2 separate regions of the Homo sapiens genome follow, and region 1 is linked to region 2. Evidence: chromatin loops called from intact Hi-C (ENCODE). Cell type or tissue: B cell. All regions are shown on one strand. Links, peaks and the distances in the headings refer to the core of each region. The heading gives the core; the rest is flanking DNA.

Region 1 (16,691 bases), core at 2,848-10,847, 69 kb before region 2:
CTCTTTCACTCTGTGTACCAACAGGCTTAACACCACATGGAAGCTGCTAAGCCTTATGGTGGAAGGCTTACACCCTTTGAAGCAGTGGTCTGAGCTCTATCTGGGTCCCTTTGAGCCAAGGCTGGAGCTGGAGCAACCAGGATGCAGGGAGCAGTGTTCCAAGGCTGCACAACGCAGCAAAGTCCTGGATCTCGCCCATAAAACCATTCTTTCTTCCTAGACCTCTGGGCCTGTGATGGGAGGGGTTCCCTCGAAGATCTTTGAAATGCCTTTGAGGCCTTTTTCCAGTTGTCTTGGCTATTAGCACTTGGCTCCCTTTTAGTCATGCTAATAACTCTAGCAAGTGGTTGCTCCCCAGCCTCCTTGAATTCCTCTCCTGATAATGCTTTTTCTTTGCCACATAGCTAGGCTGCAAATTTTCTAAACTTTTATGCTCTGCTTCCCCTTTCAATATAACTTCCAACTTTAAGTCATTTATTTGCTCTTACACCCAAGGATAGGCTGTTAGAAGCAACCAAGTAATTTCTTGAATGCTTTGCTGCTTAGAAATTTCTTCCACCAAATACCCTAAGTCATTACTTTTTAGTTCAAACTTCCACATACTAGGACATGAACAGAATTCAGCCAAGTTCTTTGCTAAGGCATAATATGGATGACCTTTGCTCCATTTCCCGATAAATTCTCATTTGCATCTGAGACCTAGTCAGCCTGCACTTCACTGTTCATATCACTGTCAGAATCATAACCATTTAACCAGTCTCTAAGAAGTTCCAAACTTTCCCTCATCTTCCTATCTTCTTCTGAGCTCTCCAAACTCTTCCAACCTCTGCCTATTACACTATTCCAAAGCTGCTTCCACATTTTCAGGTATCTCTATAACAATGCCCTACTTCTCAGTACCAATTTTCTGTGTTAGCTTGTTCTTGCTTTGCTTTGAAGGCATACCAAAGACTGGGTAATTTATAAAGAAAAGAGGTTTAATTGGCTCACAAGTCTGCAGGCTGTACAGGAAGTATAGCACCAGTATCTGCTCAGCTTCTGGGGAGGCCTCAGGGAGCTTTTATTCATGGCAGAAGGTGAGGCAGGAGCAGATATGTCATATGACAAGAGCAGGAGTGAGAAGCAGAGGAGGTGTCACACACATTTAAACAACCAGATCTCATGAGTATTTACTACTGCAAGGACAGCACCAAGCCATGAAGATCTGCCCCCATGACCCAATTACTTCCCACCAGGCTGCAACTCCAATGTCAGGAATTACAATTCAACATGAGACTTGGAGGGGACAACATGCAAACTGTGTCATTTGGTCAAGTACACTATTATCTTAAAATTATTATTATTTTTTGCATACTGTGAGACAGACATTATTTGTGATACTTTTAAAGTGCACCAAATTTAGTCACTAATCATCACTTAATTTGACTAAATAAAGTCTAAGCCTCTTCCTAGCAAATAAAATCTTAATCTGAATCAGTAAGACATGCTTTTGGCTACAAGTAACCAAGAGCTAAACTAGTAGTGGCTTTAATGAATAGCAGTTTATTATTCTTAAAATTATGGTATGGTTGATTCAGCTGTTAAACATAGCCATCGAAGATCCAGGCTCAACCATCCCTATTATATGATATCAATAAGAATATCAGCAGGATTTTCTCACATTTGTGGTTTTCTAATGCTTATACTTTTATATAATTTTTCATTGTTGCCCATTTTTCTTCAAAACTCCACTTTTAAGGGTACACAAAAGAATCACCTTTATGAGTTTACTGATGCAGATTCCTGGGTCCCACTCCCAGAGCTTCTGATGGAGTCTGGACTAGAGCCAGCAGATCTGCATTTTTGACAGTCCCTTTAGCTGATTCTGATGCACCACATTGTCTGTATCCCTCCTCTGTTATAAGGTAGGAAAACGAAATGTCTTTTTAGGAGGCATTGGCAATAAGAGGATGGTTTATCTATTCATTTATACAAAGAAACTTATTAATCACTTATTACATGCTGATATGGTTTGGCTGTGTCCCCACCCAAATCTCATCTTGAATTGTAGTTTCCATAATCCCCACGTGTTGTGGGAGGGACCTGGTGGGAGGTAATTGAATCATGGGGGCAGTTTCCCCTATGCTATTCTCTTGATAGTGAGTAAGTTTTCATGAGAGCTGATGGTTTTATAAGGGGCTTCCCACTTTGCTCGGTTCTCATTTTTCTCTACCTGCCACCATGCAAAGAAGGACATGTTTGCTTCCCTTTCTGCCATGATCATAAGTATCCTGAAGCCTTCCCAACCATGCTGAACGGTGAGTCAATTAGATCTCTTTTCTTTATAAATTACCCAGTCTCGTGTATATCTTTATTAGCAGCGTGACAATGGACTAATACACATGCCATGCCTAACTGAAACTGGCATATAATGGGCACTTGAAATAAAGATTTGTCCCAAATGAATGAACAAACAAATGAACTATCAGCTCCCTGATGATGAATTCTAAATTTATACCCACAGCCTTGTTCCTTTATTCTGATGACCTGACAAACTTCTTACAGGGTCAATTCTTTTTGTCTTTCAGATAGGAAAAATGGAATGAAGCCAATTCACCAATCATCAAAAGAAAGTCACTGAAAACCAATTTGTTGACCTATGTATTGTTGGTGTCAGAGGAAAAGGGGTCAAGGGAGGAAAGCTGAAAAGTGCTGGTGAGTGAGTGGAGAGTTAAAAGGAAGGTAAGATCTAGAACATATAGAAAGAATTCACCATGAATAGAAAAGGGAACATCTCTTTCTCTGAGGCAGAAAAAAGGCAAAAAATAAAAAAATGTGAAGAAAGAGTAAAATTTGAAGTTTCAGGAGTGGATGACATAGGCACATAAATGTCAGTCTTAATATTCCTTATATAATTGTTGCCTATGATCATTAGCCAGAATTGAATGAGGCTAAGGACTGAAATGGGCAGATTAAAGAAACTGAAGGACGAGCAAAGGATAAAGAAAATGTTACCCAAGGCCCAGGTAAATAAATAGAGTACAATTTTATAGCAATATAGGTTTACATGATATTCTCTGGTGGCTCAAACTTGGGGCTCCCATTATAGTTACAGCTATTAAGAGTTCAGGATATTCTGGTGCAGAGGGATGGAGTTGGGCACTGATTACCAGGCTGTATTACCAGACTGCTTATGAAGTCTTCTCAGGCTTCCGTAATAAAATACCATAGACTTGGTGGCTAAAACAACAGGCATTTATTTTCTCACAGTTCTGGAGGCCAGATGTCCAAGATTATGGTATCATCAGCATTGCTTTCTGGTGAGGTCTCTTTACCTGGCTTACAAATGGCTACCTTCTGCCCTGTCCTCACATGGCCTTTCCTTGGTGCAAGTGCATGGAGAGGTATCTCTTCCTCTTCTTATAAAGACACCAGTTCTTTCAGATTAAAGACCCACTCTTGTGATGTCATTTAACCTTAATTACTGCCCTAAAGGCCCTATCTCCAAACAGTCACTTTGGAGATTAGGGCTTCAACATACACATTTTTGGAGGACAAAATTCAGTTCATAATGCAGACTCATTTGGTTAGCATTTTTCAAAATTCACATAACAAGGTCCTTCAGATCCACTGGATTAGATTTCCTGTATTATGCAACCCCACTCCTCAAATGTTTGTTTATGTATATATACGTGTGGTGTTATGTATGAATGCTGGGACAAATATATGAAACAATGTTAATATACAACTGAGTACAAAAACAGAAGAAATATGCAGTGCTAGAAATAGAGAACTCAAAGGTAGAGTGAGTACACAATAAGCAGATATTAAGCCCAGGGGATTACCATACTCAGAAATAAGTCAGATATGTGTAACCATGGAGTTTTAAAGGTAGGAGATGTGGCTGGATCTGAGTGAGGCAAGGAGCTGAAACTGAACCCTTATGTGCTATGGTCTGAATATTTATGTTGTCCCAAAATTCACATGTTGAAATCCTGACCACTAAGGTGATAGGATGAGGAGGTGGAACCTTTTAGGAGATAAGGCAGAGCTCACACAAATGGAATTAGTACCCTTTTAAAATATAGTAGACCCAGGGAAATTATTCTGCCCCTTCTACCATGTAAGGACACAGCTATAAGGCACTATCTATGATACCTGGAAGTGAGACCTCACCAGACACCAAAACTGCCTCCACCTGGATCTTTCACTTCCCAGCCTCCAGAACTGTGAGAAGTAAGTTTCTATTGTTTATGAGCTACCCAGTCTATGGTACTTTGTTGTAGGAGCCCAAATGGACCATGACACCACATAAAGCCAGAATCCTGCTTTATAGCCAGTGGTATGCTGGTACTACTTCCTACCAACTTACCTAGCTCAGGAAGTGTCACAAAAGCATCAGGGAATCTCATCTTCTTCCCAAGACTTTGGGAAAGAGGTACCAAAAACAAAAGACATAAAATAAATCTACCCTAGTCACATCACTGAGAAACTTCATGACATTAAAAGACAAAGAGAAGTCTTAGCAGCAACCAGACAGGATAAAACAAACAAAAACAATTTAGCATGACAGCCACCTTTGTATTGGCAATTGTAGATAGGCCAAGAGAAAAAGGAATAACATCTTTAAAGTTCTTAGGGAAATAACTGATATGGTTTGGCTGTGTCCCCACCCAAATCTCATCTTGCATTGTAACTCCCGCAATTCCCACATGTCCTGGGAGGAACCCTGTAGGAGGTAATTGAATCATGGGGGCAGGTCTTTCCTGTACTGTTGTTGTGATAGTGAATGGGTCTCATGAGATCTGATGGTTTTAAAAAACGGCAGTTTCTCTGCAAAGGCCCTCTCTTTCAGTGCCGCCATCCACATAAGATTAACTTGCTCCTCCTTGCCTTCCACCATGATTGTGAGGCCTCCCCAGCCATGTGGAACTGTAAGTCCAATAAACCTCTTTGTGTTGTAAATTGCCCAGTCTTGGGTATGTCTTTATCAGCAGCGTGAAAATGGACTAATACAATAACTCTCCCAGAATGTATACTGAGGTAAAATATCATAGGAGTGAAGATGAATGTAACGTTTTCAGAAAAACACTAGGAACATACTTCTCACAAACCAAAAGAGCAGAGTTCCCATCCCAGCACTTTGGGAGGCCGAGGTGGGTGGATCACCTGAGGTCAGGAGTTTGAGACCAGCCTGCCCAACATGGCGAAACCCCATCTCTACTAAAAATACAAAAAATCAGCCAGGCGTAGTGGTGCATACCTGTAATCCCAGCTACTTGGGAGGCTGAGGCAGAAGAATCACGTGAACCTGGGAGGTGGAGGTTGCAGTGAGCCAAGATCATGCCACTGCATTCCAGCCTGGGCGACGAGCAAAATTCCATCTCAAAAAAAAAAAAAAAAAAAAAAAAGCAGAGTTCCCAAGAAAGTCACTCCTTTCATAAACATTTGAAGTTTCTGCGTACCCTGTTGGATGTCTGCATAGGCACAGATGTGTTGACATATCTGTTTTTAACTTAGGAGAGTAAAGAGAAATGGAGAGGGGAGCCAGAGTGAGAGGAAGAGTGGAAGGAGAGTCATCTTTTTGTCCCCACCATGTGGCTTGGCATAGATGCTTAAGTTTCCTTGTAAGACAGCTTGGAATGAAGCTGCCAGCCAGGTGAGAGCACCTATCAGGAGACTACAGGGTGCAGCTCCAGAGAAGAGAGTTACAATGAGGAACAAGAGGTTGGTAAGAAGCCTATCTCATATGATAGGAGACAGCAGTACAAGGCCTTGCTGAGCTCTTCCAGAAACTCCCACATAGACCCACTAAAAAGTCAGTGTTTGGTTGCCTGCCACATTAAAAGTATTGACAGGCCGGGCGCGGTGGCTCACGCCTGTAATCCCAGCACTTTGGGAGGCCGAGGCGGGCGGATCACGAGGTCAGGAGATCGAGACCATCCCGGCTAAAACGGTGAAACCCCGTCTCTACTAAAAATACAAAAAATTAGCCGGGCGTAGTGGCGGGCGCCTGTAGTCCCAGCTACTTGGGAGGCTGAGGCAGGAGAATGGCGTGAACCCGGGAGGCGGAGCTTGCAGTGAGCCGAGATCCCGCCACTGCACTCCAGCCTGGGCGACAGAGCGAGACTCCGTCTCAAAAAAAAAAAAAAAGTATTGACAGCCAGAGGGGATTTCGATAGAGTCTAGCCAAGCAAAGGGACTGCCCTTGTCTTCTCCACCCTCCGTGCCCTCAACACTGGAAGAGCCACAGCTTCCAGAAGGGAAAGGGGAGGGGAGTAAAATGCAGATACTGAGTGAGCACTCTCCAATCCTCAATACACACAGACAGTGATGGGGGAGAGAACCTTTTACTCAGATAGAGATTTAAGATTTTAACAGTAGTAGATTAAAATTTCATTGATAGGCAGTAGAAGGCTTTGCTGGCCTCATCTAAAAACTCCCAGAAGAGTTCAAAGGTCCCAGAAAGTTAAAGGCTCTGCTTCAGATGTTGTTGAGGAACAGGTGTGGAGTATTCATTGGCTCATGGTTGAAATCAGTTGTTCAAGAAAAATACCTCATTGAGCTGAGCTTGAGGCCCTAACCAAATAGGTAGGCAAATGAAATCAGAGTAGGAATAAACACGAGTGAATTGGAAGACATGAAGCAGTTACAGATCACAGATACACGAAACACAGCTTAGGTAGCTTTCCAGAAAGAGGGCTGATGTGACAGGTAAGGACGTACTTGAGGTAGAGACAGGGCGGGAGAATCAATTTTAAAATTTTATATATAAAACTGCTGAATGATTAACACCATGAAAACCTGGCAATGAGCTATGTCTGGTCAGATGCACCTTCCTATTTCTACTCTCAAGACCTACAAATGCTGATTTCTTCATGACATTTCTTTATGGTAATGATGGAGAAATTTCTGGAGACAACTTGTCACAGAATTAAGTTGTCCAACTTACTCTCCCCATCGGGCTATTGTGAATTTCCTGGTTCCCGACCACCTGCCGGGTTCTGACCATTTACTTCCTTTCCTCTTTTGGAGCCGGTATCCTCCAGGTCCACATTGTTTGCCCTGAACTCCAATAACTACCTTCTTATTCTTCTTGCTTGCCCAATTGCTGGCCCAATGATTAGACTTACTTCTCATATCTATTTATACTCACTTCTGCTTACTTGTTGCTTAGTTTCTGACCTCACTGGCTCGTCTTGAACTTTGTTTATGCCTGTTTCTGAAAAAAGAAAAAGTCCTGATGACTGATTCCCTTACCTTGTCAAAATTCTCAACTCTGCTGAATTTCTGGCTTTTCCAGTTCCAAATTCTAGCCAATTTGTAATGCTTGGCTATCCTTTATCACAATCACAGCATTAAGAGTTGACTGTATTTTTCTATTATCGGTTTCATTTCTTATTTTATTCAACTAATTTGTTTTTTAAAAAGTACACATTTCTCAAATGCCTTCTTTCAATGTAAGCTATAGAAAGTCACTCTACTGTCAAACACAAAGTTTACCAAGCAAAATTGCTTTTCCCAATACAGTCTTGTTTATAGGACTTCAAGAACACTTCTACCTAAATAATCTATCACAAAGAATGAAGATTTAATCATTTTGATTTGGTCATAATAAGTTCTCTTTGGGCTGTTACTGATATAAATACATAACTTCTGTATTTGTGTTAACGTTTTGGAGGGTGGCCCTAGTCTAACTAAAAATCATGTTTTTAGTTCTTTGATTTTCTTACATATATATATATTTTTTTAAGACGCAATCGGGGCTCACTGCAACCTCCATCTCCCAGGTTCAAGTGATTCTCCTGCCTCAGCCTCTCGAGTAGCTTGGACTACAGGTGCACACCACCTTGCCCAGCTAATTTTTGTAGTTTTAGTAGGGACGGGGTTTCACCATATTGGCCAGGATGGTCTCCATCTCTTGACCTCATGATCCACCTGCCTTGGCCTCCCAAAGTGCTGGGATTACAGGCGTGAGCCACCATGCCCAACCTATATATTGTTTTAATGCTTGCTTTGCATACATGTTTACATTTAAATTTTGCATCACTTTCCAACAGTGATATAAATTCTCATTATCCTTAATCATTCCTTTTTGTGTCTCTAAAAATGAAGTGTTGGGCACTTAATATCCTCGTATTTTTCTTAGTTCTGTGTCTTAGACATTTCTTCCAGATTTTTAGAACCTTTTCCATTACTATTATAAATAGAAAAATACTAAGATGCCTCCCTCATTTAACTCTTTTGTTTTTAATCTCCAAGAATTCAAATGGTAAAACTAGGTATATTATATAAATGTGTATATATTCTTTGTTTTTTTTCGCATTGGACATTTATCGTTAAGTTTTTAAATATTAGGTATAGATAATTATCTGTATGTATGTATGTGTGTTTTTTTTATAATTCAAACAATACAGATATATATAGTGTAAAAAGTGAAAGATCCCTGTAATCATACCCCAGCATAACCAGGGTAAAAAGTTGTTATTTTTCCAAAGTGGTTCTTGCTGTGGGGACATACAAGGAAATAGAGGATACAGCATAGAGTGTCTGGACTTAGGGAACATATACATCTAGTGGTGCTGACAAGTGAAACAGCAAGAGAGAGAAGTCCAAAGAAAAACATAAAAATGTGACAGTGTAATACATGCTGTATCAATTCATCCTGAAGGAATTCAAGTTAATTGGAAAGAATATTATGAGAAAGATAAATCTGAAACTTAGCTTTGAGAAGGAGGCAACATAATGTTAGAAAGAGCCTGAGCTTTGATATAAGGATTCCAACTCCATTTCTGAAATTTATCAGCTGTGTGATCTTGGGCAAGTTCCTTAACTGCTCTGATTTTTTAGTTCCTGCCTGTATAAAATGAGGATAAACTTCTAAGGTTCTTGTGAGGTTGAAATTAATGTAGTTTTTCATGATAGATACTCAGTAAATGGGTGTTTAAATTCATTATTTACCCACATAATCTGCCACATTTGATATTGTCTTAATATTCTCTAGTGTGTATAAAAATAATATAATGTACTGAAAAATGTAGAAAACATAGTTATAATTTATACAGCCTCAAAGGGAATTTTTATATAATTATATAGCCTCAAAGGGAATTTTTAAATTTTATCCATATTCATCATTTAAAAGGAGATTTAAAAAATTTAAAGAATTTTGAAATAGTAAAGAAATTGAGATTTAGGCTCTATCGATGTGACATATATTAGTCAAACTAAAAAGTCAGATAACGTTTTTTATCTTATAGGATCCTTCAGTGTCTAAAAGATTGCCACACTTTGTTATGTTAGGGTCAAATCAATGACTATACAGGCACGGCAAGAAAACTAACAAGTGTTTCTGAGTAATGATTATGTTCTTCCCTGAAAACAAAGACAAGCAATTCTTTAAGAAAGCTTAAAACGGCCATTGAACTCTGAACCAAAGCCCAATAACGAATATCAAGCTACCTCCTCAACAAGAAATGTTATCCCAGCAGTGCAGCTGTGAGCTAATTAAACAGCCCAGATCGTTGTGCTAAACTTTAGTACTGCATTTACAGAATTAATTCAGAGGACATGTTATTAAACTCTGGGGTTTATCAGAAGAAGGCAGCCTCTTTTTTTTGAGCAGCATTTAAAAAATTAACATACTGGATAAGCTGCTTATTATAGATGGAGCCTATGACATCCTTCATGTACATGCAAAAACTAAGCAATGAATTTCTAAGCAAAATAATGAAGCTATTGCACTCTGAGACCAAAATGTAAAAATAGTACTTTAGATATCCTGAGAGCACTTTCAAAAAAAATTATATTCTATATGGTTATTTCTAAAGTCCTGAAAGACATACTGATGATGACTAATATGCTAGAATCTAGCATATATATATATATATATAATATATATGTGTGTGTGTGTGTGTGTGTGTGTGTGTGTGAGAGAGAGAGAGACAGAGAGAGAGAAATATGTAGCAATTCTATATTTAATTAACTTGGAAATCAGTCATAACTGGCATGTGTAAGACAAGAATATTTTAAATTATTGTGAAGTATAATACTTTCCCTCTTAATTAGTCTTAATAAAACTTGGACTTTAAAATTTATATCTAGAAATCTAAATCATAAACAAAATTCCTACTTTATTGTAAATGCTGATGGCTGTCATTATTTAAGTTATTATGCATAGGCAATAATGGTAGGAATAAGATATGGAGACATTTATGACTGGAAACTTTGTGGAGGGCATAAAATATGTTACATTATTTTAATTTTGTTGATGTAGTGGACTCAAGAAGATAAAACAAATCAGTGAATTCTTTACAATCCTAGTCACTCATCTTTAAAACAGGGAGAGCAACACTTATCTTACATTATTTTCAGTACTGCAACAAAATAAGATAGCAGTTTTTGAATAGTTCAATAATTCTAATACTTGTAAAGTAACAGATAAAAATAAGAGAGTCCTGAAATAAAGCAGCATACCTACAACCATCTGCTCTTTGACAAAGTAGAGAAAAACAAGCAACAGAGAAAAGATTCCCTATTCAATAAATGATACTGGCAACACAAAAAGAAAACTTAAGGCCAATATCCTTGATGAATATCAATGCAAAAATCTTCACCAAAATACTGGCAAACTAAATCCAGCAGCACATCAAAAAGTGTGTCTACCACAATCAAGTAGGCCTTATTTCTGGGATGTAAGTTTGGTTCAACATATGCAAATCAATAAATGTGATTCATCACATAAACATAAGACAAAAGCCACATGATCACCTCAATAGATGCTGAAAAGCTTTTTATAAAATTCAGCACCCATTTATGTTAAAAACTCTCAATAAACTACGTATGAAGGAACATACCTGAAAATAAAAAGAACCGTCTATGACAAACCCACATCTAACATCATACTGCATGGGCAAAAGCTGGAAATGTTCCATTGAAAACTGGCACAAGACAAGGATGCCCTCTCTCACCACTCCTATTCAACACAGTTTTGAAAGTCCTGGCCAGAGCAATCAGTCAAGAGAAAGAAATAAATGGCATCCAAAAAGGAAAAGAAGTCAAACTATTTTTATTTCCAGCTGACATAATTCTGTATCTAGAAAACTCCATAGTCTCAGCTCAAAAGCTACTTAAGCTGATAAACAACTTCAGTGAAATCTCAGGATACAAAATCAATGTACAAAAGTCACTAGCATTCCTATACACCAGCAACAGTCAAGCTGAAAGCCAAATCAGGAACACAATCTCATTCACAATTGTCACAAAAAGAATAAAATACCTAGGAATACAGCTAACAGGGAGGTGAAAGATCTCTGCAAGGAGAACTAGAAAACATTGCTCAAAGATTGATTCAGAGATGACACAGACAAATGGAAAAATATTCCATACTCATGGATAGAAAGAATGCATATCATTAAAATGGCCATACTGCCCAAAGCAATTTATAGATTCAGTGCTATTACTATCAAACTACTAATGATAGTCTTCACAGAACCAGAAAAATCTATTTTAGAATTCATATGGAACCAAAATAGAGCTCAAATAGCAAAGGCAATTCTAAGCAAAAGGAAGAAAACTGGAAGCATTATGCTACCCAACTTCAAACTATACCACAGAGCTTCAGGAACCAAAACAGCATGGTACAGATACAAAAACAGGCCCACAGACAAATGAAATGGAATAGAGAGCCCAGACAGAAGGCTGCACACTTACCACCCATCTAATCTTTGACAACACTGACAAAAACAGGCAATGGGGAAAAGACTCAGGACTCCTTATTCAATAAAGGGTACTGGGAGAACTGGCTAGCTATATGCAGAAGATTGAAACTGGACCCCTTCCTTACATCATATACAAAGACCAACTCAAGAAGGATTAAAGACTTAAATGTAAAACCCCAAGCTACAAAATCCCTGGAGGACAACCTGGGCAATACCATTCTGGACATAGGAAATGGCAAAGATTTCATGATGAAGATTTCCAAAGCAGTTGCGAAAATTGACAAATGGGATCTAATTGAACTAAAGAGCTTCTGCACAGCAAAAGAAACTATCAACAAAGTAAACAATCGACCTATAGTATGGGAGAAAATATTTGCAAACTACGCATCTGACAAAGGTCTAATATCCAGCATCTATAAATAACTTAAACTTACAAGAAAAAAACAAACATCTCCATTAAAAAGTGGGCAAAGGACTTAAATAGACACTTTCCAAAAGACATACATGCAGCCAACAATCATATTTTAAAAAGCTCAACATCATGGATCATTTGAGAAATGCAAATCAATCTATGGCCATACCACCCTGAACCTGACCAGTCTCGTCTCATCTCGGAAGCTAAGCAAGATCAGGCCTGGTTAGTACTTGGATGGGAGAAATGCCAATCAAAACCAAAATGAGATACCATCTCACACCAGTCAGAATGGCTACATTAAAAAGTCAAAAAATAACATGCTGGTGAGATTATGGAGAAAAACGAATGCTTATACACTGTTGGTGAGAGTGTAAGTTGGTTCAATTATTGTGGAAAACAGTGTGATGATTCCTCAAAGGCCTAAAAACAGAACTACCATTCAACCTAGCAATCCCATTACTGGATATATACCCAAAGGAATACAAATTATTCTACCATAAGGGCACATTCTCATGTATGTTCATTGCAGCATGATTCACAACAGCAAAGACATGGAATCAACTTAAATGCCATCAATAGTTGACTGGATAAAGACAATGTGGTACATATACACTATGGAATACTATCAAACCACAAAAAAAGAATGAGATCATGTCATTTGAGAGAACATGGATGGAGCTGGAGGCCATGTTTCTTAGCAAACTAATGCAGAAACAGAAAGCCAAATATTGCATGTTCTTACTTATAAGTAGAAGCCGAATGATGAGAGCACATGGACACATAGAGGAAAACAACAGACACTGGGGCCTACTGGAGGGTGGAGAGTGGGTGAAGGGAAAGGATCAGAAAAAATGACTAATGGGTACTAGGCTTAATACTTGTGTGACAAAATAATCTGTACAACAAACCCCTGTGACATGAGTTTACCTATGTAACAAACATGCACCTGTACCCCTGAACTTAAAATAAAAGTTAAAAAATAAAAACAACAAACCAACAAAACAAATATTATACTAAAAATAATTTTAAAATGGTGCTGGGATAACTGGCTAGCCACATGCAGAAGATTGAAACTGGATTCCTTCCTTACACCATGTACAAAAATCAACTCAAGATGGATTAAAGACTTCAACATAAAAACCTAAAACTGTAAAATCTCTAAAAGATAACCTGGGAAATATCTTTCTGGGCATAGGCCCTGGCAAAGATTTCATGAAAAAGACACCAAAAGCAATTGCAACAAAAACAAAAATTGACAAATGGGGCCTAATTAAACTAAAGAGCTTCTGTGCAGCAAAAGAAACTATCAATAGAGTAAACAGACAACCTATAGAATGGGAGAGAATATTTGCAAACTATGAATCCAATAATGGTCTAATATCCAGCATCTATAAGGAACTTAAGCAAATTAACAAGCAAAAAATGAAAAACCAAATTAAAAAGTGGGCAAAGTACATCAGTAGACATTTTTCGAAAGATGTACATGTGACCAACAAACATAGGAAAAAAAGCTCGTCATTAATCAATAGAGAAATGCAAATAAAAACCATAATGAGATACCTCTCTCCTCAGTTAGAATGGTATTGCTAAAAAGTAAAAAAATAACATATGCTAGCAAAGTTGAGGAGAAAGGGGGACGTTTGTACACTGTTGGTGGGAGTGTAAATTAGTTTAGCCATTGTGGAAAGCAGTTCGGTGATTTCTCAAAGAACATAGATCAGAACTACCATGCAACCCAGCAGTCCCATTTTGGGTATATACCCACAGGAATATAAATCATCCTGCTATAAAGGCACATGCACTCATACGTTCATAACAGCACTCTCCACAATAGCAAAGCCATAGCATCAACCTAAATGCCCATCAACTAGACTGGATAAAGAAAATGTGGTGTGTATGCACCATAGACTATTACACAGCCATAACAAAGAATGAGATCATGTCCTTTGTAGCAACATGGACAGAGCTGGAGGCAATTATCCTAAGCAAACTGATGCAGGAAGAGAAAACCAAATATCGTATGTTCTCACTTATAAATGGGCGCTAAACACTGAGTACACATGGACACAAAGAAAGGAAAAACAGATACCAGTGCCTACTTGAGGGTGGAGAGTGGGAGGAGGGAGAGGATCAGGAAAAATAACCAGTGGGTACTATGCTTATTACCTGGGTGATGAAATACTCTGTACACCAAACCCCCAGGACACACAATTTACCCATGTAACAAACCTGCACACGTACCCTTGAACCTAAAATAAAAGTTAAAAAAAGGTAACAAATGAAAATATTTCTGAAAAGCCAAAAGAAGCTTAGAAAAACACTTCATATAGACACACAAACCTCATATACAACACATGCTCCTACTGATAAATTTCATAGGTAAAAGAAAGTAAGCAGCGGGGTAATGTGAGAGAAATTTTTGACATATCTTCTTAAAAGTAATTTTTAGTTTTCATTTTGATTTATGAAAATTTTAAACTTACAGATAAGTATAGAAAATAATATCCCAGCCACCGTACCTACTTTTGAACTAGAGTGGCAAAGAAAATCTGATGGCAACCTTTTTAGCAGGGTTAACTCAGCTGACTTTAAACCAAAAAAAAAAAAAGCAAGTAGAGGCCGGGCGCGGTGGCTCATGCCTGTAATCCCAGCACTTTGGGAGGCCGAGACGGGGGGATCACGAGGTCAGGAGATGGAGACCATCCTGGCTAACACGGTGAAACCCTGTCTCTACTAAAAATACAAAAAATTAGCCCGGCGCGGTGGCGGGCGCCTGTAGTCCAGCTACTCCGAAGGCTGAGGCAGGAGAATGGCGTGAACCCAGGAGGCGGAGCTTGCAGTGAGCCGAGATCGTGCCACTGCACTCCAGCCTGGGCGACAGAGCGAGACTCCGTCTCAAACAAACAAACAAACAAACAAACAAACAAAAAAGCAAGTAGAGTACACGATATCTGCTCTTATCATTTCACATGGTTCTGTCTGAAAATCAGTTTCTAGTTGGGCCATCAAATCTGTCTTCGAAATAGGAGTACATACTTTGGTCAAGGAGTTGATTTGCTCTCTTAGAGCCTCCAAACTCCAAACTCCTTTCTAAATAATTCTAAGTAGGAAGGAAAGACTTTTTAAAGGATTGGTCTTTTAAAGCAAATTAAAAGACAACAAAGAGAAAGTTAATTAGCTTAGTAGATTTTTGTAGCAGTCTTAACATTTTGAGCCAAGACACAGAATTTTACAAATATCCACCCTAGCTCACCCAAACCAGACACTCCCTTGATAAGATGAAATGGTACACTCCTGCCTTTGTCCCCAAACCATTGCTGCAGCTGGTTGATCAGTGGTTGTCTTACTCAAGACACTGAGTACACATAGACACAAAGATGAGTACTCTTCTTTGTGATGAGGACACAAACGAGGCAAGTGGTTGTGGTGGTGAAGATAAAGGGAAATATTAAGGAGTTTGTCCCTATAGGATTCTGATATCAATTGCCACATTTAGGGTGATTCCTGGAAGAAGGTTTTGAGGCAAAGATTAGATAACTTGATAAAAACGTGATGTTAGCAATTTTTTTCGTGAAGAAGATAGTTTTGAGAGTAAGTGATGATAGTGGAAAGGCAGTGTGAAGCCATCATGGAGTCTTAAGCAGCAGGTGCTTGGATCAGATTTGTTTTTAAAAACGACTCTGACAGCATTATGAATTAATGGTAGCAGGGGGCAGGAATGACCCTCCAGCAAGGCCAGGCTATTTCAGTAATGCAAGTGGAACTGATGAAAACATAAACTAGGCAAGTGGTGGTGGGGGTGAAGGTGAGGAGAAATAAGAAGTTCGTCTTGATAGGATTCTGATATCAATTGAATCATCTAGACATGAGTAACCATCTAGACAGATTAAATGTCTTAAGACGTTACAGTTTAAAATGTGCATATACTTTTATTCATAAAAATTATAAGTACAATATATACAGAAAGATAACAAATATTTGAATATGGTATATATAACATTGGTAACAAGCAAGAAAATAATTGAGGCCAAAAATGGCCAATTTAATGAGTAAGACAGAAAAATAGAATTTCCCTTTAGGTGAAATTCTTGGAATATATATATATACATACACACAAACACACACATATATATATAACATATATATATATAACAAAGATATATATATGTAGTGTATTTAAAAGTTGTATAGATACAAAAATGTTTATCGTATATGCATATGATTTCTATAATCACTCTGTCTGAACCAAACCCTAAAGATTTAGGTAAAAATAGATCTTGCATATAAATCTCTCTCTATTAAGGCATTTAGTCCATCTGAGGCTAAAATTGTCACATTCAATCAATACCCATTAATGGTGATTGGAAGGAAACTGATCTGGAAAGGAGCCAAATGACAAAATCAGTTTCCAAAAAGAAACAGAGCGTTTATAATAAATACACAAAACACAACTCAGTAAGCATCAAAAATAATTGATGCCAAAAATGACCAATTCAGTGAGTAATATCTTACTCACTGATAGAAAATATCGAACTCTCATTTCCTTTGGGCCAAATTCTTAAAGCTATTTTTTGTGCCTT
Region 2 (16,691 bases), core at 3,334-11,333:
CTGAAAGTTGGTGTGTGTGTGTGTCTGTGTGTTTAAAGTGAATAGATGTGACTCATGATTACAAAATAAAGCAATTGATTCTACAGCACAGTAATGAAGCTAGGTGGCATGGTAAAACTCAGATACCTTGTGAAGATGCAGAGTGATGAGAGACTGTCAGAAATCCTTAGTTCATGGAAACTAAGTCCTGACTTTGAGGTTAGTTTAAGTGAAGCAGTACATTGGTAGAACCACCTGTTTTTATGAAAATCAGAAAAAATCCCCTTTGCCGTAGAAAATATCCTTTCAAAAACTAAATTTATAAGTAAAATAGGAAATTAGAATACTTCTTAAAACAAACAGAATCCAAAGTGTATCGGTAAGAACTTAGCTCTCTCATTGTCCTTGCATCCAAATAAGGAAACAAAAACATTAAAAGGCTGAGTGGATTGTTCAGGTTCCTGTAACTTCCTAGTGGCAAAACCAAGGATAAAACCTGTAGTGGCTGCTGTGGTGCACTGCTCAGATGCCTCCTCCACAGCCCTCCTCCCCACCACAGTTTTATGTCTGAGACACTCATTCCATCTGTCGACAGCTGGGAGTGTTAGTTGCTGAGACAAACAGCCAATTTCCTCTCCAGGAATTATCTTCTTTCTCTGGGCACTGTCCTCTGCCAAAGGGAGTTGCCTTGCCTAAGTTTATACCTCCTCCCTAGGCTAGGGGCAGCCTCTGTGGAAGGGGAAATTAGAAAAATCAGCCTCTTTACCTCAATTCAGGACAACCCTGAAGGGTCATTTCAGCTCCAGAGCTCCCTCAGATAGCAGCTGAGGTCTTCATTTCAATTACATCACCGTTCAATTTCTCCTGTTCACTCACTTCTGGTTTCATTACTCTGTCACAGGTTTGTCCTGTTGGTACTTCCCAAAAAACTTCCTGCATGCAATCTACATCTGAGTCTGTTTTCTAGGGAGCTGGACCTCAGTTAGTCAGTGCCAGGAACGCTCTGAGGTTTTGGAGCTAGATTATTCATTGGCCAGCTGGTAAAGAGGATGTCAACACTGTAGTAAGTGGAGGACTGAATGCCTCAAGGATGCTTTATTGGTCCAGTTAATATACTCACTGTTGGTGACTGGGAAGGGATACTACTGAAAGATAATGCACAGAGGGTTTTGGAGTAGTAATTATCGTAAGTCAATGAAATCAGATGATTCTTCGTGAGTGTTATCAGTGCATTGGAAAAAGACAAAGACTGAGGGTCGTTAAATTACCAACTTAAGGTCACTGTGGAAGTTAGAGTGTTTCTTAGGCAGGATATAAGGACTCTCTCCTTTTTTATGGCTATAGGAGAGGCATTGTTGAGGATCACATACAAAATTTAATTATAAGGCTAGTGAAATTTCAGAAAAAGTGGAATTCCAAACTCTGGCATGTCTATTCTACCAAGATCAGGGCCCTGAGTGAGAAGGAGCAAAATGCTGAGGCTTGAGATGGACACCTGGATGGAAACCTCTTAAGATCCAGATTGCCCTGAATCCGCAAGGGCCTGCCAAAGTGGGCCACTCCTCCTTATTAAAGGCTAGAAGACCACTTTCCCCCACCCTTTGCTTGAAGATAATACAGAAGGTTTTTTCTTATAAAGCTTTTACATCAGAGTCTACTGCCAGCTTGCTTGCAAAGACAGATGATCAAGAAACTGAAGGAAGACACCCCAATAACAAATCATGTCTTGTTTCTGGATCTATGTCAGAGTTGGAATCTACTGACTAAAGGAGTGTCTGGGTCCCCATGAGGAAGAAATCTACGATATCATGATGAGTATATGTAGCCATACTCCAATTACTCAGGATTGCATTATGGCCAGTAGCTACCATATTGGATACAGCTGAAGTATAACATTTCTATCATCAGAGAAAGTTTCTGAACAGTACTGCTCTGGAGTATGGGAAGACCCCAAGAAGATTTAGAGTATTTCTATATTGGTGAATTTTTTAGGGGTTCAGTAACCTGGGGAATGCAGGGACATTTTCTCCAAAGTAAAAGGAAAATTATTGTATCTTGCATTTCCCACCACAAAGAAGAATGCAATGCTTTGTAGATCTCTTTGAGTTTTAAATGCAGCACATTTCACACTAAAGAATCCTGCTCTGCCTAATGGCAAACTGATATGTACAGTAAAGACCTACAAAGGCCTTGGTCACAGAGGCTTAGGCCTCTCAGAGACTGGGGTGTAGGTTAACCCAAAAGGTAAGTCATGTAGACCAACAGAAGTGTTAGCTGTTGATGAGGAAAATCTAAAATGGGTAAATGACCAACCAGAATCTGGAGTGGCCATTCTCTGAAGGATGAACTCACTATACAAAGTAAGTAGATCCAAACAGTAGAATTAATGCTATGGCACCCTATCCTGAGCCCTCCTTCAGGAGCAAGGCCCTCAGTCTCTCAGCTGTTGGGAGTTGATATGGTTAGGTTTTGTGTCCCCACCCAAATCTCATCTTTAATTGTAATCCCCAGGTGTTGAGGGAGAGACCTGGTGGGAGGTGATTGAATCATGAGGGCAGTTTCCCCTATGCTGTTCTCATGATGGCGAGTGAGTTCTCATGAGACCTGATGGTTTTATAAGGGTCTCTTCCCCTTCACTTCTCTCTCTCTTTCTGGTTGCCTTGTGAAGAATGTGCCTGCTTCTCCTTCTGCTGTGATTGTAAGTTTCCTGAGGCCTCCCCAGCCATGTGGAACTATGAGTCAATTAAACCTCTTTCCTTTATAATATAAATTACCTAGTCTCGTGTATTTATAGTAGTGTGAAAATGGACTAGTACAGTAAATTGGTACTGCAGAGAGTGGGATACTGCTATAAAGTCACCTGAAAATGTGAAAGTGACTTTGGAACTGGGTAACAGGCAGAGATTGGAACAGTTTGGAGGGCTGTTCCAAAGACAGGAAGATGTGGGAAAGTTTGGAACTTCTGAGAAACTTGTTGAATGGTTTTAACCAAAATGCTGATAATGAGGTGGATGATGAAATCCAGGCTGAGGTGGTCTCAGATGGACATGAGGAACTTCATGGGAACTGGAGCAAAAGTCATTTTTACTATGCTTTAGCAAAGGTACTGGAGACATTTTGCCCCTGCCCTAGGGATCTGTGGAATTTTGAACTTGAGAGAGATGATCTGAAATTGGAACTTATGTTTAAAAGGGAAACAGAGCATAAAAGTTTGAAAAATTTGCAGCCTGACTATGTGATAGAAAAGGAAAATCCATTTTTCTGGGAAGAAATTTAAGCTGGGTGCAGAAATTTTCATAAGCAAAGAGGAGCCAAATGTTAATTGCCAAGACAATGGGGAAAATGTCTCCAGGGCATGTAAGAGATCTTGGTAGCAGATCCTCCCATCACAGGCCCAGAGGCTTAGGAGGAAAAAATGGTTTTGTGGGCCAGTCCCAAGGCCTCCCTGCTCTGTGCAGGCTCAGAACTTGGTACCCTGTGTCCCAGGTGCTTCACCTCCAGCCATGGCTAGAAGGGGCCAAGGTACAACTTGGGCTGTTGCTTCAGAGGCTGCAAGCCCCAAGCCTTGGCAGCTTCCATGTGGTGTTGGACCTGCAGGTGCACAGAAGTTAATAATCGAGGTTTGGAGCCTCCATGTAGATTTCAGAGAATGTATGAAAATGCTTGGATGTTTCCAAGCAGACATCTGCTGCAGGGGTGGAGCCCTCATGGAGAACTCCTACTAGGGCAATGCAGAAGGGCAATGTGGGGTTGGAGCCCCCACGCAGAGTCCTCACTGGGGTACTGCCTAGTGGATCTGTGAGAGGAGGGCCATTGTCCTCCAGACTGATCCCAGAATGGTCATTGTCCTCCAGGCCCCAGAATGGTAGATCCATTGGCAGCTTGCACCATCCACCTGGAAAAGCTGCAGATACTTAATGCTAGCCTGTGAAAGCAGCCAAGAGGGGAGGTGTACCCTGCAAAGCCACAGGGGCAGAGCTGCTCATGCTCACGTTTTATGTCAGCATGACCTGGATGTGACACATGGAGTCAAAGGAGATCATTTTGGAGCTTTAAGTTAATAATTACCCTGTTGGATTCCAGACTTGCGTGAAGCTTGTAGCCCCTTTGTTTTGGCCAATTTCTCCCTTTTGGAATGGGAGAATTTACCTAATGCCTGTACCCTCGTTGTATCTTGGAAGTAACTAACTTGCTTTTAACTTTATAGGCTCCTAGGTGGAAGGGACTTGCCTTGTCTCAGATGAGACTTTGGACTTGGACTTTTGGGTTAATGCTGGAATGAATTAAGACTTTGGGGGACTGTTAGGAAGGCATGATTGGTTTAGAAATGTGAAAGAAATGAGATTTGGGAGGGGTTGGGGCAGAATTATATGGTTAGGCTTTGTGTCCCCACCCAACTCTCATCTGGAATTGTAATCCCCAGGTGTTGAGGGAAAGACCTGATGGGAGGTGATTGAATCATGGGGATGGTTTCCCCCATGCTGTTCTTGTGATATTGAATGGGTTCTCACAAGATCTGATGGTTTCATAAGGGACCCTACCCCCTTTGCTCACTCTATCTCCTGCCACCTTGTGAAGAAGTTGCCTGTTTCCCCTTCTGCCATGATTGTAAGTGTGAGGCCTCCCCAGCCATGTGGAACTGGGAGTCAATTAAACCTCTTTCCTTTATAAATTACCCAGTCTCGAGTATTTCTTTATAGCACTGTGAAAATGGACTACTACAGGAGTATTGGCTGCTGTTTGTTCCTATATGATAATTCCCCTTGACCAAAGAAATCTGTCTGTATGAGTCCATTTTCTGCTGCTTATAACAGAATACTGAAACTGGGTAATTTATAAAGAAAAGGAATTTATTTCTTATGGAAGTTGAGAAGTCCAAGGTCGAGGGGCCACATCTAATGAGGGCCTTGTTGCTGGAGGGGACTCTCTGTAGAGTCCCAAAGTGGTGCAGGGCATCACATAGTGAGAGGGCTGAGCATGCTACTCGTGTTTCTCTTCCTCTTTGTATAAAGTCACCAGGCTCACTCCCATGATAACCCATTAATCTGTTCATAAGGGTAGAGCCATTATGACCCAATCACCTCTTAAAGTCTCCACCTCTCAACACTGCCACATCATGGATTACATTTCAACATAAGTTTTAGAGGGGATAAATATTCAAACCATAGCAATGTCATTCAAGAGTGCACCTCTTCCCCTGATGTAGGTCACATCCAGTGGCTGGCAGATGTAGGTGAAAAGGTGCGGCCCCTTTGCCTTCATGGGCATAACTCTGAAGGGCCAGCCCAGCCCCAGAGCTTCCCATGGGATCTGCTGAAGCCTTTGTTGTAACTACATAAAACATCAACTTCTCATTTTGACTAATGTTGTTTCCCTGTCTCCCTCCTATGTATTGTTCTCATGTGTAATCATCATCAAGAAATATCACACTCCCAGCATTTTTCCTGCACACAAATCTTCATCTCAGCATCTCTTTCCCAGGGCAACTGACTTAAGACAGAACCTAAAGCAAGTGACCTGTAGTCTTGGGCTTAATTCTAGCACATCGAGATACATATATATTTACATGTCAACTATGTGTATATTACAAGGTCTTTATGCATGGGCTGAATTATGTAATTTTTTAAAAAGATAACTGTAGTTGCTAATAAGTGAGTAAAAGTAATAGTATATTCACTGTTAACAGTAACAGCCATTTTAACTTCTTTTACTTCTAGGCAAAACCCCCTGATCCCAGGTCTTGTTTTCATATTGCTTCCCTCTAGGGTGTGTTATAGGATACTTAATAGTTATGTTGATCATCATTGCAGCCTACCTCTTTTGAAGGCTTTGAAGGAAGTAACCTATGAACATAAATCTTTTTTTTTTTGTTATTTTGGCAGCAGGAAATATGATAGGTGAATTTACAACAAATATAGAGGATCAAAATATACTATTAGACACTTTTATATTAAAAGATGGAATTGCTCTCAAGACTTTCCCCATCTGGACTCTCAGAGGAGGATTTTAGCATAGAGATATTTGGATGTTTCTACCCTGAAAATATTGGCCTGATTTGGGTGACAGCAGCTTCCTAATAAGGAAGGCATTGAATAAGTAATAGCTACCTTGGAATACTATGATTCTAAGCTCTCTAGTCTTTTGAAAAAGAAAGGAATGTGATTCAGTAGAAACAGCACTGGATGGAAGCTGCCACTGATTTCTTTTATGACCCTGAGTAGGCAACTTAATTTTTTTGTGCTTTTTTTTCTTTGTCTGTGAAAAAGGTAACTGGGGCCGAACATGGTGGCTCACACCTGTAATCCTGGTACTTTGGGAGGCCAAAGAAGGAGGATCACTTGAGCCTAAGAGTTAAAGATCAGTCTGGGCAACATCGGGAGACTCTGTTTCTGAAAATAATTATAAAAATTAGACAAGCATGGTGGTACACACCTTGTGGTCCCAGTTACTTGGGAGGCTGAGGTGGGAGGATCACCTGAGCCTGGGAGGTCGAGGTTGCAGTGAGCCATGATCACACCACTGCACTCCAGCCTGGGTGACAGAGTGAGACCCTGTCTCAAAAAAAAAAAAAAACAAAAAAAAAACAAACAGATAACTGGGAGAAATCTTGAAAAAACCCTTTGTTTTTCCTAGTTCCATAATTATGTGTTCAGTTTATTTTCCAATCAACAAATTATTTCTTGGTTTTAGAGAGTTGTCTTTTGCATGCCACAAAGCATCAAATCATTACTTTTATTTTTTGTTTTCATTATTTAGTAACCTGAAATCATTGTTATGAAAAACATGCGCAATTTTCTTTAGTTTATTAGATTAAATATTGTGCCATAAATATTTTATGTAAAGAAAAATTCCAGGGGTTATTTAATATTTTGGTTTTAACCACTTACATGTAGATGAAGCTAGGTATAGAACATTCCTAGTTACAACAATAGCATATTTAAAAAAATGTGAGTTCTTGGGGGAATAATGAATGTTTTGTATGACTAGAGCTTAGGGAAGTTTTAGAAATCTGGCAAGAAATATGACTAGAATGTAGCCACAGGCCAGATTATGAAAGACAAAAAGACGTTTCCAGGGTGCCCATGTCACTTTCTCTGCTGTCAGTGGAAGAACACAGGGGAGGGAAGCAGTTAGTCAAGGGAGTAAAACTGGAAGTGAAGTAGAATAGATGAAGAAGGCAAAAGGAGGAAGTGAAATCAAACTACTTCCTTTTTCCTTCATCTTAAACTCCACTTGTATACAGAAACTGAAAAGAGGGACCTGAATTTCTTCCCTGATTGGAAGATAATATTTGTGTAATTTATTTAAAAATGCAGAAACTGATAACATTTATTTTTCAGGATTTTTAAAGTAAAAACGTTTATTTTATTGTTATTATTGTATATGCTTGGCCATGGCCAGGCTTTTAGAGCCTTCTATGAACTCTGTACATGAACAATCTGAACTCATTGTCCACCTTTCTTTTAATCTGAGCAGTCCCCTTAAATTTCAGGAATATTATTATTTTCAGAGTACAGCCTGTGTGCCACAATTTGCCATTTAATAACATTCCCTTGAATAGATGAATGACATTTTGTATTTGTTAAAGGACTTACTAAACACTTACTGGTTGCCTGAAATCACACCAAAATAAATGTAAATTTTGCTTTTAAATTCCATTGGCAAGAAAGAAGGCTAAAAATACTATATTTTCTGGAAAATACAAAGTGACGGGTCTTGTCTTAAATAAGTATTAATCATATTAGTATCAAATTGCTAAGCACATCTTTAGAGAAAAATTGTTTAGTGAGATAACTGATATTTGCCATGGTATAAATTTCCATTAGCGCTCAGCCCATCAGGTAATACATTTTCTCTTGCAGCTTTAGCTGAAAGTGTCTAATTGCGGGCAAATAATATTCTCAACATGGTAAGCTTCAGAAGAAATACAAAAAAACCCCAGCAGAAATGCAACTAAACTTTGGCTTTTCCAAGGAAGCTTTGGAAATAATTCTTCAAATATGTCAGCCTTAAATGTTTCTAATGGAAGTGTGGGTGGGAAAGAGGGGAAAAGATGCAAGAGAGTAAATGCTGGGTTACCTTTCAGAAAAAAGATAATCTATTATGAGGAGAACATTGACTTGAGCTTACAGCAAAACAATTTTGGTCCATTCTTTACATGTCTTTTACAAATATCTTATCCTCTTTGATCTTCATTTTTCTCCTCTGTAAATGTGAATAATGGTAACTGTGGAAGACAAAATAATACTCTCCTCACCAGAAGATGCCAATATTCTAATCGCTGGAACCAGTGAATATTACTTTACACAATAAAAGCACTTCTGTAGATGTGATTAAAAATATGCATCTTGAGATGGAAAGATTATGCTTGATTAAGTGGGCCCAATCTGATTACATGAGCCCTTAAAGGTGGAGAATTTTTCCTAGATGGAATCAGAAATATGCTAGGACAGATGAAGTAGGAGAGATTTGAAGCATGAGAGAGATTCCTCCTAATGTTCTGGCTTTGATCGGGGGATGAAGCCACGAGCCAAAGAATGTTGCAGCCACTAGATGCTGCAATGGCTCTCAGCTGACAGCCAGCAGGAAAATGAAGACCTTTGTCCTACAACTGCAAGGAACTGAATTCTACCAATAACCTGAATGAGCTGGGAAACAGATTCTCCCCTAGGGCCTCTGGACAGAAAAATATCCCTGTTGACACTATGGCTTTAGCCTGGTGAAACTCTTGGATTTCTAATTTACAGAAATAAGAATTAAATAAATTTGTTATTTAATCCACTATGGTCATTTGTTTAGTAGCAATAGAAAACTCATAGAACAACTCTATCTCACAGAGTTGTGTGATAATTTGTATAAAGTGTGCAGTCCATTGTAAAATACTATATGCAGGCTAATTGTTATCATTGATGCTCTCAGTATCATCATGTTCTATTCTGCTTCTGAACTGCCAACCTTTAAAATGCCACTCTTAGAAAATAATAACTACTATTTACTGAGCATCTACTATGTGCAAGATATTCAACATTTGCCATATAATTTCATCTGTATGAAATGAGATAGAATGCATTAGGTCATTTTACATATATGCTACCTGACAAAAACTTTGACCTTGTTGGATTTCATAAGATTTATATCTCTATCTGTCTTAAGGATAACAGTGTGGGAAAAGTTTAGAAATGTAGCTCCAGTCAATGACAAAGTGCTAGGAGAAAGTTATAAGTTTGCGTTCTTTCCTCTTTTTTGATTACTGCAGATGAAAATTAAAATAGAAACTATCAGAGAAAGAAATGCAGCATTTGAAGTGATTAAATGTAAGCTATTATCCAGTAGTGTTCATGAAAATATGCAAAGTTTACCTTTAGATATTGGCTTTAGAAGATCTCTCCTGCTGAACTGTGGACTGTGATCAGACACAGGCCCCAGTGAGCTGTCTACTGTGTGAGCATTTTGTTTGATGGGAGGAATTGAAGAAGTATGCTCAGTTTGAAAACGAGTCTTAAGGTACAAGGCTTTGAGTCGTGACATCTCAAACATATCTCCATGGACAAAAATATTCTTTGAAAATTAATTGAAGACGCTCAGCTCCATGCTTGGATATATGCTTCCAAAACAGCTACAGCCTTCAGTGATGTTCTTTCATGTAGTCAGAATAAAACTGTTTTTGGCAGGGAGAGGATGCTAGAAATGGCAGGTCACAGGAAGGTAAGCAAATAAGGAAGGTAAGCAAATATTCTGGATTACTTAATGATTTTGATGCTATTTCGCACATTTAAAGGATGATGTCAGTGGAACATACGCTTTAAGAATTTCTGTAAAAATTTTGAGTATCTGCATCCTTGTTCATCAACTCTCTTTCTGATACAATATGTTTGTCTGAGTTTGTGGATAGAGGCTGTGACTTTGGAATAAAATTTCTTGACTGGACAAAGTTAAAGAAAACACATGCAAACACTCATGACCTTAGTTCCAGGGCTGGCCTTAGCCAAAGCTGTTAAGTAGGCAGATTTTCGTTTTTCCAAGACTCTATACTTCTCTATTCTCTGCCCTCTCCTCCATTTCAAAATCTTCCATTGCCAGACACCAAAGTCTTTGTCTTCATGATGTTTAATGATCTAATTTACCTTGGTCTATTATAGACATAGCTGAGGATGTTTGCATTTTAATGGAGCATTTAGTAGGTGTAGTTATTTCAAAGGAGATTTCTAATGGTAGCATGACCACATTTATGGGTAAAGATGTCTTCTTGGAGCCTCTCAAAAAGATATCAATTAACAACCAGTTGCTATTTCATTTCACTGTCCTTTTTCCCTCAGCCCAGGTGGTGGGTGCAGCTAAGTTCCCTGGGCACTAGTTGCTAGTTGTTCAATAGGAACCACCCATATTTATGTTTTCTAGTTACAATCAACATCTCACTAGGGCTGTGAGTGAAAGAAACAGATTTAACTCATATGTGTTAAACATTTAAATCCGTGTTTACAATTAGTCCCACAAAACCTACACTATTATAAGAAATATGGCAAAAGTGCTATCTTAAGGCCCTTGAGCCACTGTTTTCTGTAGAGAAGTGTGGATTATACCTACCCATCAATATAAGACTGGTTATCAGGCTGATACTAATGGTTCGTGTTTAGTACATATTTGTTGAACAGACCAAGGATTTGGACCCTGGGACAAGACACATAGGAGGATCAGGAAAATGGTGCTAATTTCTTATATAAGAACTATTAGTGATTGATAGAAGCCTATGAGACATGATTTTTCAAGTCTGTGCTGGAAAAAAGAGTGTTTTACATGAGGGCAGAAGATTTGGAATGTTGTCTCTTCACCTATCCGTTCCAGATCATCACTATCTCATAGGTTTGAGTTATTTTTGTATCCTAAATGTCCTTATGCTGCTTTGAAAGATCCTAACTAACCCTACACCTCAGGGAAGACTGGAAAAGAGAGACTGATTTGTCGGGGGCATTCTTTCTTCTCAGGCTGGGTAAATCCACGATTTCCTGCTTTTCCTGGGGGAAAGAATTAAACTCTCATCACTATTGATAAGGTACAAATTTAGCATTCTGTTTTGGATCCACTAATATTTAACTGACTGTGTCACACCAATGTCAATGCTAGAGAAAGCCTTGTAGGTATTTGGATTCTTTAGCCAGGATACAATTAAAATATCACTCAGATAATTTAGCATTTCATGCTAAGTGTGACCACAATGACAGCTGCATTGCATGGTATAAGTCTTAGAGTCATTGTAGACCCTTCACATATCATTCATCACTTAAATATTAATGATTTTACCTCTCACATATTTCTTATATACAGCCCTTTCTCTATAGTCCTGTTGCTAGTTGCTCCAGTTCAAGCTCTTATCATTCTAATTTTTATTTTTTTGACATAATTTCATACATGAAGAAAAGTTGCAAAAATGGTAAAATAACTCCAAGATGCCCTTCATCCAAATTCTCCAAATATTAACATTGCATCTACATATTTTTCTTTTTTATGTATATTTTCCTGAATTATTTGAGAAACAGTCATAGTGTCTTTGTACCCCCAAATACCTCATTGTTTATTTTTTAAAACAAGGACTTTTTAATTCCATAACAATAACACAATAATCAAAATCCATTGTGAAATTAACATTGACACGATACTATCACCTAATTTATAGATCTTATTGAGGAGTCCAGTTTGTCATGTAATGTCCTTGAGGCAGAAGAAAATCCCATGCCATGCCTTGCATTCTCTGGTCATACTTCTTTAGCCTACTTTCACCAGTCTTTCTTTGTCTTTCATGATACTGACATTTTTGAAGCGGAAAGGCCAATTGTTTTGTAGACTGTCCTTCAATTTGGGTTTGTCCAATGATTATTCTTGATTAGATTCAGGTATGTATTATTGGCAAGACTATTGGGGATGTGATGTTGTGTCCTTCTTAGTGCTTCATATGGGGAAGCACATCATGGCCATTTGCCCTATTACTGAGCTGTCAACCTTGATCACCTAGTCGAGGTGGTGTCTGCTAGTTTTGTTTTGTTTTGTTTTTGAGATGGAGTCTTGCTGTCACCCAGGCTAGAGTGTAGTGGTATGATCTCAGCTCACTACAGCCTCCACCTCCCAGGTTCAAGCAATTATCCTGCCTCAGCCTTCTGAGTAGCTGGGACTACAGGCACATGCCACCACACCCGGCTAATTTTTGTATTTTTAGTAGAGATGGGGTTTCACCATGTTGGCCAGGCTGGTCTTGAACTCCTGAGCTCAAGTGATCTGCCTGCCTCAGCTTCCCAATGTGCTGGGATTACGGACATGAGCCACTGCACCAGGCCGGTCGGTGTCTGCTAGTTTCTATATTGTAAAATTACTACTTTCTCTTTTGTAATTAGTAAGTATCTAGAGAGGAGGCCCTCCTCATTTTTCGCCAAAATTATGTGATCCCTCTGTGCTGTATATTGATGGTTAGTCCCACTGCATTTCCTTCCTTCCCTTCTCCATTCTGCTTTGGGCTTACTAGGTTCACTGGGGTGGACTATGTCAGTCTGGTCCTCTGGTGTCTGGTTGGGTTAGTCAAGGGGGAGTCAGTCCTGCAGGAGATCTGAAAAGGGTGAAGAATGAGGTCCAGGGCTATTTCCACTTAGTTTCCTCCCCATAGTTTACCCTCCTCTAGGACATGCTCTGTTCCTCAATGGAAGGTCAGGCAGACCATCTCTCAGGCTGAAGCTCTGGGTTTTGTAACTGCCTCCACCCTTTGTTTGCTTCAAGATTAAGGATTGAAAAAACATCCCTTGTAGTTTCCCTACACTCTTTACATTCTTCCCAAACCTTTGTAAACTCTCTTCACGTTTCCCAATTTGAATGTTGTATTGGGCTGTCCCTCTGTTGCTATAAAGAAATACCTGAGACTGGGTAATTTATTTTATTTTTATTTATTTATTGATTGATTTTTAAAATTTTATTATTATTATACTTTAAGTTTTAGGGTACATGTGCACAACGTGCAGGTTTGTTACATATGTATACATGTGCCATGTTGGTGTGCTGCACCCATTAACTCGTCATTTAGCATTAGGTATATCTCCATTTATAAGAAAAGAGGTTTAGTTGGCTTATGGTTCTGCAGGCTGTACAGGAAGCATACCATTCATCTGCTTCTGGAAAAGTCTCAGGGGGCTTACAATCATGGTAGAAGCCCAAGGGGGAGCAGGCACATCACATGGTGAAAGCAGGAGCAAGAAAGAGAGAGAGAGAGAGAGCATGAGGTGCCACACTTTTAAACAGCCAGATCTTGTGAGAACTCACCCTCATGAAGACAGCACCAAGCTATGAGTGATCTGCCCCCATGATCCAAACACCTTCTACCAGGCTCTGTCTCCATCATTGGGGATTACGATTCAACATGAGATTTGGGCAGGGGCAAATATTCAGACTTCCCACTAAGAGCCTTACCGCGCAGTCTTCTACTGCACTGTTTGGAACTTTCTTTCCTATTTTCTCTCAGTTGCAGATACTGCTCACTGGTCTTCAATACAGTCTCAACCCTGACTACTTCTTGTGTCAGACCTGACCCAGGCAGAAAGAACACTGGATGCCAAAGGCATCAGGGAACTGGATCTAAGATGAGCTGTTCTGCTCTGCAGCTAGTCCTCCAGCATGCCTGGGGATTTTCCTTTACTCCCACATCACTGGCATAGCTTGTGCCAGCTGAATTCTGCCTTGGTTTTCTGCTTTGCATTCTCATCTCCATTTGGGATGGAGTCTTTCACTGACCCAGTATTTTTTTTTTTTTTTCAGTAGGGCTGTAAGGCTCTAAAATATCGCTTCACTCTGCTGGTACCCTTCTCCAGAATGTTGGACCCTCACCCTCAGATCCCCATTTATTTTCTGAAATCATGTTTGGGATAGAATGGTTCTCCCAGGTGGGCCATCTTTCTTCAGTTTGCCCTTCCACACCCCTCCCCACCCAGTTCTTCTTTGTTTTCCCTTCCCCTCTCCATACTGACCCATGTGAACTTATCATCCCTTGCCTTCTGGCTTCTAGCTGGGTTTGGCTAATGGGGAATGCTGGCAGGAGATTCAAGGGAGTGACTGAGTGAGATAGGAATATTTATACCACTAGCTTCCTCCCTTTGGGGTTACCTTGAGCTGCTCACTTCTTTCCACTGAAGGTCAGAGCTCCTCTCCAGGTGGTCCTCTGCTTCCAGAGGATGTTCTTGGAACTGTTCCCACTCTTCACCCTTTCTGGCCTAGGGTAGATTACAGCCTAGCTGAGCACTGGGGTATTGCATTCTTTGTTGTGGTCTAGTCTTACATTGTTAAAAATAATCCTTTTATCAAACCTTCTTCAATTATCCTAACCTGACTGTGATGAATGCTTCCTTCTGTGACCCTGAATGAAGCAGCTTCTATGGACAGCCCTTTCTGCCTTGGTGGATCATCTAGCGTCTGAAACATTTTGCTAGACTCAGTGGATCTGATACTGATGACAGCTGCAACCAAGCTTGAGGATCACTGTGCTATTTTGCAGTGGTCATTTGATTGTAGACTACTTCTTTGGGCACCAGCCCTATACCTGGGTCAGTTTCTCCCAGCTTTGTCCCTGCCCAGTCCTAGACTCATTCCCCTCATCACCTACCCTGTTAAAGTATCAGCATGCCTTGTGCAGAAGCAATGGTTGCGCAAGTGAAAACACAAGTCTCCCTATCTGTAAGCTACGTGAGACAGACTTTTGGTTTAGACCTGTCCCTTGTGATATCAGGACAGACCCCAGAAAAGTCTTCTAATCCCATGCTACTATGGATGTAAGGATGTGTCTAAAATATTCATACATATACCACCAAAGACATGCTTTTTAATATGAAAGTACAATTTAGTATGCTAATTTAAATTTGCAGTTGGTTTAGATATTGAAACATTAGTATAATAAGCTTAATTCTGCTAGCATTTACTGTCAAGAATATCCCGTACCTACTTGATTACCCTGTAAATCTCTCCATCTATGGAGATATTTGAAAGTGTTTTAAAAATTGAGCTAATAGATTACTAGTCATGTTTTAATATTTTCAGCTTATCATTGTTTTTAAAATAATAAAATTTTCACATAGTTCAGCAATGTTACTTTGTGAATATCTTAAGTTGTGTCAGATTCAAAGGATAATTCATAGTGAATTGCTCTAAATTGCAATATGTTACTTTGAAGCCTTTTTTGAGTAAGCTTGCCTTATGAGATCATTACATTTGGAGTTTTCTAGTATGTTATTTTTGTAGCATATTAACTCTACTTGTTGGTAATGTTTGAATTCTGTAATTTTTGGTGGGATATTACCTATTATGATGTTTTAGAATTGCTATTTCTACTTAGTTTTGAGTTGGTATATGCATGATTTGACAGGCTTTGCTATTTGGCTTATGTTAAATGACTGATTGTCTTGGTCATTTCCTAATGAGCTTGTGTTTATTTCTGTTGAGGTTGGCATTAATAGATCTTCTCAGAAAATATGCCAAGGACTGACCTGGAATAGACTCTAAGTGAATTTTCAGCTTTGAGGATATTTCTTCTATGTCAGGATTGAGGCCAGCTAGTACCACCGTGTACTAGGACAGAATTGTCAATGACCACCTTTTTCCTATTCTGTGAATTAAAGGGACCATCGAAACTACTTAGTCAAAGATATTAAATAAATTTATTAGTTAGAAGACAAGCAACATCTAGGATCTCATTTGGCATATTCTAAGGCCCAATGCACTTATAGTAAAGACAGATAGAGGAGGAATTTTCAGTAGAGATCATAAACAATTGTGTGAATTTCTGCTTATAGCCAGTGTTTTAATATTGAGGGCTAGCTGTTTATTTGCTTATTGGTTATTCTTTTGTTGTTGTCTATTTGACCCTTATTTGCTATATACGCAGTTATTAAAGATTAAAAGAAGAGAAAACATTCAGGAGAAAAGCTATAAATAACTTGATAAAGTTAAGTTTTAATTTCGTCCCAGTTAATTTGAGCTGTCAGTATCCCTTTGCGATTTGAAGTACATGGAATATTAGTGTTTGGAGAGACCCTAGAAATGATTGGTTGAGCTCTGATTTATTGATTAGGAAAGTGCTTGAACAGTTTACAACTTTACTAGGGCTTAATTTGCTAATAATTTTATCCTGTTTTGTAAAAATAGCTGTGATAAAATAATGTAATAATTCTGCTTACAGATACATTTTTAAAAATTGTTGGGAGAGGCAGTATAACATTTTGTCTGCTGTTGTTTTACATGACCAAACTCATAATAATAAAATGAGGATAACTGCACAGATATCAGGAGCCTGAAAGAGGTCTAACTAATTAAATACTAGGATTTCTTGCCCCTGCTCCCTGAGTTTTATTAAAATTTCTGCTTCTCTACTGCTAGATTTCTTGTTGACTTGGTCTAGTTTATTGCTAGCCCTTGACCTGGGAATCTACGCTATTTAACTTTGTTGTGTTATACAATATAGAAGGCAAGTGGAAAAATGCAAAGGAGCCTCATGGCAAATGAGATTTGGACTTCCCCAGACATCTTTATCTAGCCGTGCAAACCAACCTGTTAGTGGAAACACCCTAAGTCCTGTGCCCATATCTTAGCTTCCAGATATAATGTGGCTGTGAAGTAGCAGGGGCAGGGAAAAGTAATCAGGTCATTTGTAGAAACATTTCTTCTCACTTTGATACCTGAAAATTGAAAGCTGA

Evidence for each region. Peaks named below come from ENCODE experiments on the same cell type or tissue, not always from the same donor. Only the 100,000 strongest peaks of a DNase experiment are listed, where the experiment ranks them.
Region 1: it touches region 2 in a loop (2.6-fold over the local background); 1 of 110 quality-filtered maps calls a loop at or near these places.

The regions. Positions count from the first base shown.
Region 1 is chr12:89,714,670-89,731,360 of GRCh38, forward strand. It overlaps LOC107984543 (a long non-coding RNA gene), which reads left to right. Exons shown (of 7, transcript XR_007063399.1): 2 at 2,568-2,694. It also overlaps the pseudogene RNA5SP365. Among named protein-coding and RNA genes, the nearest start is that of ATP2B1-AS1, 14 kb to the left of the region's middle. In B cell, for the core only: no CTCF peak of the experiment used is centred there; a DNase peak (open chromatin) is centred at 7,122; H3K4me3 peaks cover 805 bases; H3K27ac peaks cover 2,339 bases.
Region 2 is chr12:89,782,966-89,799,656 of GRCh38, forward strand. All of the region lies in intron 2 of LOC107984543 (a long non-coding RNA gene), which reads left to right. Among named protein-coding and RNA genes, the nearest start is that of ATP2B1-AS1, 82 kb to the left of the region's middle. In B cell, for the core only: no CTCF peak of the experiment used is centred there; a DNase peak (open chromatin) is centred at 7,156; H3K27ac peaks cover 721 bases.